2 separate regions of the Homo sapiens genome follow, and region 1 is linked to region 2. A link is a contact called in ENCODE Hi-C or POLR2A ChIA-PET data. All regions are on one chromosome and are shown on one strand. Each heading gives the region's core, a stretch centred on a gene start or an enhancer-like site at or near the end of the contact. The rest is flanking DNA. Distances are from core to core; before and after follow the strand shown. Region 1 has its middle 49 kb from the start of TNFSF11. Region 2 has its middle 48 kb from the start of LINC02341.

What was found. A loop is a pair of places that touch in the nucleus more often than their neighbours do. ChIA-PET counts read pairs that join two places held with the same protein, here RNA polymerase II (POLR2A). Pooled maps may share reads with other maps.
Region 1: a loop to region 2 is called in a map with no recorded cell type, with 7 times the contacts of the local background. The contact joins two enhancer-like sites. A Hi-C loop is called at or near these places in 1 of 168 maps with a recorded cell type or tissue (B cell), 11 of 37 single-sample maps with no recorded cell type and 5 of 50 pooled maps. POLR2A ChIA-PET finds 5 or more read pairs at or near these places in 3 of 52 experiments (H1, PC-3 and activated B cell).

Annotation. Positions count from the first base shown.
Region 1 is chr13:42,523,601-42,527,417 of GRCh38, reverse strand. No RefSeq gene overlaps it. Among named protein-coding and RNA genes, the nearest start is that of TNFSF11, 49 kb to the left of the region's middle. RefSeq lists an enhancer at 2,826-2,945. Within about 2 kb of position 2,122, at least 3 of the 41 ENCODE cell types and tissues checked have a DNase peak (open chromatin) inside an H3K27ac peak, as active enhancers do.
Region 2 is chr13:42,375,132-42,379,235 of GRCh38, reverse strand. No RefSeq gene overlaps it. Among named protein-coding and RNA genes, the nearest start is that of LINC02341, 48 kb to the left of the region's middle. RefSeq lists an enhancer at 1,148-1,227. Within about 2 kb of position 1,420, at least 5 of the 41 ENCODE cell types and tissues checked have a DNase peak (open chromatin) inside an H3K27ac peak, as active enhancers do.

The sequences.
Region 1 (3,817 bases), core at 873-3,372, 150 kb before region 2:
AGGAGTACCAGTAGTCATCCTGTCCTATGACATATCTGCTTCAGTGTCCCCCAAGCACAGGGTAAGTATTTAATGAATGATTGTTACAGTGAACCCTCAGGCAGGAGTTGCCTTCTGCTGTGTGTGCAGTGGGCCTATACATTCTTGCTTCAGATCTGTTTTGACCTGTTAAGAATGGAAACCCGTTTTCACTCTGCCTCCAAAAGAAGTGTGTGAGAGGGAATGGGAAGCGGTTCTATCCATAATTTTGATGTGACAGAGCAGATAACGTTTTTATCATGGTCTTTGATGCAAACAGGGAGAGTCAGGCTGAAAACACAATTTTCATGGATGATTTAAATGTTTACAAATCTTAGCACTTTGAAGCATCTTATGCAATGCATGTACCCTCGAATTATTCTCAGAGATTTATGTGAATAAATGCATATTTTATTCATGGGTCCTTCACAGGCTCTGTTAATAGTTTTTAGACCCATTTGGTAAAGCAGCTAAACTTGGGCTGCACATTGGCACCACCAGAGGTGCTTTTAAAAAATGCTGATATCTGCACTTGCCCTCAAAAATTCTCATTTAATTATTCTGTTAAAGTTTCAGATATTTGTATATTTCAGATCTCCAAATGATTCTAACATAAGACCAGGAAAGAAAACCACTATGCTAAAGAAATCACGTGTGTTTCTTCATATTAAAGCTGAAATGTGCCTTGCTGGATGGGGCGAGGTAGCCACCCTTAGGTGAAAATATGCGTCTATTTCTTATGAGCAAGTAACACCCACACTTTAATCTTTCTCTGCTAAGGTCTAACCAGCAGTCTATTCACTCCTGCTCCAAATTTTTTACTCACTCCTCTCCCAGTTGTTCCTGCCCCCACCCTGCCTCTTTCTCTTTGATCTGTTGCTGAACCAGGACTAATTCTCCATCTAATGCCCTGCAGCAACCTTCACAAAGCCCCATTTGCCACTCTCCTGACCCTGCTGCTTTCTTTCATCCTCGTGTCACACATCCTCACTCCTCACAATCCTTTGCTATTTCTAAACACAAATGATGGGAAGAATCGGGGGGGCAAGGAATTCAGGTGATATACTGTGACTGCCAGAAAAACATGCTTCTCAGATCTGCAACTACAGCAAGCACATGGATTGCTGGCCCCGAGTGCTACGCTCTGAAACCCGCCATTGCCTTAGCACAAGGCCAGCTCCTCACGCCCCCACATCACCCTACTCGGTTGCTCCCCATCAATAGCTAAGACAACGGCAGGATCCTAAGTCTGGCCCGTCCCTGGGAGCCTCAAGCTTCTCTGACTGATCACTTTGACTCAAGGCTCCCCATCAGCCTTGCCAGGCTTACCTACAACTGCACTCAAGTTAGGACTCCTCATCCACCCCTTATTCCTTCACTCTCTCCCTCCCAAAGTTCAGACCAACAGCTGGCACTATCAGCTGTCACAGCCCTTCCTAGCTTCCTCTCTATTTTCCCTCCCAGGCATCTTGTTGGTAAATTTCTTGCACATCTAATTCCAACTTGGTGTCTGCTTCTTGGAAAATCCTAAGTAGCACCTTACTACAGGAGGAAGCTATAAGAATAATTGAATTTTACTCTAAAAGAAGATGACTATTTTAACCATTTATTTAATAATCATAAGCTAGTATGTATATATACATATGCATGGATATCCTCTCATTTAAAAAAAAAAAGATATATTCAACAGAAACCAGGTGTCTTCAGAGGCTCCCTGATTAAATAAACCTTTTTTTTGTTTTTTTCAAAACTGGCTACTCTTTGGGTCACCCAGAAAACTTTTTAAAGATGTCGATCCCCCTCTTGAGATTCTGATGCAATTAGTCTGGAGTAAGCCTGGAAATTGGCATTTAAATACCTCCCTAGATGACTCCAGTGTGCAGTAAGGTTTGAGAACCCTACCCTATAGGTACACATAGGGACAGGCCACAATTTACAATACCTACAAGATGTCAACTGCCCAGCTGCTCAGGAGAAATGTGGTTAATCATCATCCTGAGGGGAGAGGAAAATTTCTTCAGCAGATCATCATAAAGGAAACACTGTGGAATGTCATCAACCACATCCTTGACAACATCCCTGCAGTAAACACAGAAATAAGCTTCATAGAATTGCTTCCTATGACATTCCTCAGTGTCGCCAGGTTCTTTCCATGTGCTACCACAGTGCAAGCAAGTTCTGTTCCCGTACAAATTTGCAGAGGAATTTTCCACTTTGGTCAGTGGTATCTCTTCCTGAGCAGGCTTCATGCTGTGTCTGGGGGTAAAGTCTGTGGTTGGACACCAGGGGTACCAGAGAACATCTACTTTTACCTATTTCCTATATTGGAATTCTGCAGAAAGGTGTGTTTGACCAAAAGAGTCTACTGCTAAGGAGTGTTTGAAAATCACTCTCCAGTCAGCAGGAAGAAAGTAACCCTCTCATTCTTTAATGATTCTAGTTTCATCCTGATTGAACTCACAACAGACCATGACTTCAGAGTCTCAGAAATAATTAACTTCACTATGAGATGATCAATGAAGATGAACTTCAGACCATGACTCGATACCCAAGCACACAGTACACAACTGGCCAGGAGTGACATCAGTGCTGAGATGGATCCCCTCCAGCTGACACCAGGCCACATCAGACCAGAGAAACAAATTCCTCCCATATGGCCAGAAAGTTTTATGGCAGTAACACTAAGACTGACAAAGTCACTGTTTCATAGTTAATTATTTTCATTTCCTCATAGCCATGGAGAGAAACTATCTAAAACCTTGAATTTGAGGAAATGAGTTCGTGAAAATCTAGCTCTCCTGGGACATGATACTATAACTCATCAGAAGGGCCAACCCATTGACATTCTTGACTCTAGGCTCTAATCAGGCTACCCACCATCTTCAAGAGGCGTACCCTAGTAAACCTGCCAGCTTGGACACAAAACACACCTTCAGCAGTTGGCTGTGCCTGACCCACACCAAGGCTGCATGCTGAACTTCTGGATTCCTTTCCCTGAGCTTCCCGTCCCAGCATTCTTGCAACCAACCTGGAATGGCAGGGTTGAGTTTTCTCCATCAGTTATGATGTTCTAACCTCCTTGTTTGTTGAGCTGCAGTTCACAGCAACTTCAGTGAAATGGATTAGAAATGTTTTAATGTTCTACTACCTATGGATTAATATATGTTTCAAGGACATTGTTTTTTAACTGATGGAGAGTGCATGCTCTCGGTATTACAGATCAACTATGGTAGTGATGTTGAATAACTTAAGTAGGAGCTGAATTGAAAACTGTAAAAACAAATAGCAATAGTGGAATATAATTTCCAAAATGAGTCTTTATGCTAATCCAGATGAGTGAACAACATTGTTCAAAGAAGCAGAGTTCAGGGACACCCAGTAGAGGAGAGCAAAAGAAGAGAAAAATTATAACTGCTGATCAATTTGGATTATTGTTATTATATCACCGCTATTCTTGACTTTAAACAGACATACATAGAAAACTCTTATGTGGTACTAGAGTTTTATTTTTTAATTTATAACTTGAAATGCACATTCACCTACAAACTCCATTTCATTTTCTTCAACAAATTACTGTTCTCCAAGAATGGTGGAATAGAAAGAGCCATTGTTACTCTCCTTACAAGAAGAAAGGGAGCCCCCTATGACTGGTAGCATTTTGGAGGCAAGCCATCCTCACCTGCCCTGCCAGTTTATCAATCCCTAACTTCTGCTAAAGGCTAAAGTGTGGAGATAATTAATCTATCAGATTCTTTCTGGAAAAAAAATCTTGATAATGCAGGTATATTTTAAAAATCCA
Region 2 (4,104 bases), core at 171-2,670:
GAGATTCAAGCCACTCCTGGTGGAGGACTGATCTATTGTAGCCATTTCTTTTTCTCCTCTTCTTGGATATTCTGTTTCAAGTATTATACAAATCTGGAGATTCCTTAGAGATATGTATTATGAATCCTGAGCATCATCAGGGTAACAAGAAATAAGGCCAAATTTATTGGGGGAGGGTGGCTGGTGCACCTCTGATTATGATTTGGTAGGGCTATTTTGTCAAATCTGGCCTGTAGAAAGAAGTCTCTATAGTAGGACAAGACCAAAGAAAAGACTAAAAATGTCAAGACGGTGGTTTCTGCTGAGTCAGAAGCCCAGGCCTCTCTTCCCAAGATTTCACCTCCTGGACACTGGTCACTAGCTAGGATCAACACAGGCAAGGAGTTATTTCTATCTCCAGTAGGATTGACTATTTTAAATGATTTGCGGATTCAGCCATTTCATAGCAAACAAATCCCACATCACAAAAACCACCAGGGAAATTGCCACTAATGAGTATGCTTGTTAACGACCTTAGTAAAGAAGGCAAGAAGGCAGTGGCTGAAACGGCTGGGCCCCAGAACTGTGGTCTCCCCTCTGAAGCTGGCCTCACACCCTGAGGCTGAGGTTAGTGTGAGAAGACAGTGTGACCTCTCACTTCCTACGCACCTCCCTCCTGGAGAACCATCTCAGGACCTCAGGATTGGCCTCTGGATCTCACCAACTAGTGCCCATGACTTTCATGGGTGTAAAAATAAAATTATGGTGGTAAAGCTCATGGGGTCATCCCATCTACTAAGAATCTGAAAGACTGATGGGTCATGCTTTGTGGCCCAAAACCACAATCTAGTCTGATGGTTCCATTGCCTCTGCCATCTGATATGATATCACACGGAGGGAAGAGGCAGAGCCTAGGAATAAGGCAGCCTGGAGCCAGATTATGGAGGGCTCCATGCCAAAAATACTAAATATAGATTATTTCTGGACTCATAAACTTCCCATGCCAAGAAGTCATTTTCTCTGATGTTTGTGGGGGAAGCATGGACATGGTATTGAAGACACCAGTGATTTAGTTAAATCACAGGAAACTCCTATAATCCCTGTGCTACTAGAATTCCCAGCAATACGTTTATGTAAGTAACTATAACATGAGATAATAAAAAGCTACCTAGAGAGAAGAAGAAGAAGCCCAAAACTCTTCAAGTCTCTTTAGAAGCAAAGGAAGTACTTTTCTGATGCAAAGCTTCGTAGCAGATATAGTAACACTTTCCGTTTCCACTTTCTGAATTACTCATCTCACTATTTACCATCCCAGAGTTACCAAGGGTAACAGTGAGACAAAAATGTACCCCCACTGGGACTAAAAAGGAAGTCTGGGTTGTATTTCACACCTGCTCCCTCTCCTTCAGCTCTGCATTGGGTGACAGATGCAAAACTCCTTCAGATTTGACTAAAGGTAACCCACACTCCTGGAGTTTGAGTGAATACCCACAAGCCACAGGCTAAATATGTCAGAGGGAGTTTTATAGGGGTTCCCACAGCTTCCCCATTTCCTTCCAGCTAAGTAACATGGTGCCCAGGGTTCTTTTGGTGCAGTGCAGCTTGGAGATTTGATATACGCAAAGGGGTGCATCTGTTTCCAGAAGGGCATAGTTAGCTGCCATTGGCCATCATGCTCGACACAAACTACTCCGCGTTCACATCATCACAATTTACATTATCTTCTATATCATTTTCTGTGACACATTAAATTCCCCATGCAAAAGCCATTTTCCTATCTCTTTCCTTTGCTAGAAAAAGAAGTCAATAATGACCACATTGCTTAGTGCTTACAATAGTTTTATTGCTTTTGTACTAGGTTATGATAGACACTGCACAGACATTTTAATTCCATTTAACAAAAATAAAACAGAAATACAACTTTCAAAATGAAATTGAGTACTGGCTAGGCACAGTGACTCACGTGTGTAATCCCAACTCTTTGGGAGGTCAAGAGCAGGGAGTTCAAAACCGGCTTGGGCAACATAGTAAGACCCAATTTCTACAAAAATAGAAAATTAGCTTGGCATGGTGGCATGCTCCTACAGTCCTAGCTACTCAGGAGACTAAGGCAGGAGGATTCATTGAGCACAGATGTTCGAGGCTGCAGTGAGCAAGGATGGGACGTACTGTATTCCAGCCTGGGCAACAGAGCTAGACCCTGTCTCAAGAAAGAAAGACAAAGGGGGTGGGGGGAGGAAGGAAGGAGGGGAAGGAAGGAAAAAAGGAAGGAGGGAAGGAAGGGAGGGAGGGAGGGAACCAAGTACCAGTGCTGAGGACATGTAATATACTAAAAGAGCCTATAATGTGAATTTGAACTTTGTCTGCCACCTTGAAAAAGAGTAATAGAGAAGTCTTTTTTTTTTTTTTAACATATGCTGTGTCTCACAAGCCCTTCATCCAATGGGAAAACAGCAAGTGTGGAAAATTTAGAACACATCTAGTATTAGGGCATAGCCCAAGTTGCTGTAGCAAAGTTACACAAAACACAGTGCCTCAAGCAGAATGGAAAAATATTTCCTTTTAACAGAGGAGCACATAGGTTGTGGGTAAGGCAAGGCCAAGAAGCTGACTCTGCTCCATGAGGTCCTCCAGGGACCCAGGATCATCTTCTGTTTTTAAAAAAAATTAAATCTAATTTCTATAGAGCCAAATACACTTTTCCAAGTGTTTCCACTTGTTGCCCTAGCAACATTCCCTAGAATGTTGCTCTTATCTGCAGCACCTCCTCTTTATTCTGCCCCAAAGGAAGGGTAAAAGAGAGTACAGAGCAATCAGTTTCTTTTTAAAGGGTATTAGCAAGAAGTTGCAACTCACATCCCATTGGCCAGAATTTAATCACATATCTAGCTTAAGTTACCCCAGGAAAAGGAGTTTGTGTGCCCAATTAGAACTTGGAAGATTATAATACAAAAAGGATAAAGGGGGAAATGAATACGATTACTATATGCCACAACATCAAAATCTTTACAAAGCTTGGGGATTGGATTCTTTTCTAATATCTTTCAACAAATGAGAATATAGTACTGGAACGCAATTTGCAAACAACACAGCAAAAGTTTCATGCAATGATAGTCACTTCTGGCATCTTTGTTGTTAATTTTTGTCTATTACTTCGTTCCACTTTTTTGCAAAGATTGGAATCAATTAAAAGCATGAAATTGTCTGTCAAATCTGAGAGACTGATCCCAGATAGTATCTTTGTTATTTCCCTTTAGCACAATCCAAAATTTATTTTCAATGACTCTGGCAATCATAAAATGAAGAAGTCTGTGAAGCAAGAACACTCCAGCCCAAAGCATTTCTGCAGTGTTTGGCAAGGGTCTACAATTCAAGGTTATCTGGTGACCACATCAAATACCTTGTGCTGTTTTTGAACCATATATTTCCTATACTATAAGCTATGACTCTGATCTGATCTTAATTTCCCATGACAACTACAAAAATGCAAGAAGGACATAGTTCTGTAGAATGTCAATATTCCTTTAGGTAATCATTGCTTTTGATGAAATCAAGACTAATTGTTGGCAGAAAAAAAAACTCTGAGTGAAGGAAAATAAAAGATGCTATCAGTGTGTTAATGAAGAGATTTTTATGGTGTGCCTACAAATATATGATGATGTCAGTTCCAAATTATAAAAACAGCAGTTGATACAATGTTTTATCTGTTTAGAAAATGTCAGTGCCTTAGAGCAATAATTGCTATAATCCATTGTCATGATGTATTGTACTGATGGCACAGCAGAAGTAGATATTCTTCCAGCCTCAGTAGTGATAATAATAGTAACAACAACATCAATAATAGTAGTAGTTACATTTTCCTTAATTCTACTCTTTATTGGACACTATGCAAATTACTTTTTATGCAAACTTTCTTATAATTTTCACAATAATATTGCAAGGTAAATAAAATAGGCATCACTCTCAGGAAGCCTCAGTGAACAGGTTGACTAAGCTCATCTGGTAGTTGTGGCAGTGGTGATAATGAAGATACATGAAGTGCATTCTCTGTTCCAGACCATGTACTAAGCACAGTGAAGCTGGGATTCAGAGCCATGGCATCTTTGCCGTGGTGCCTCATAGACA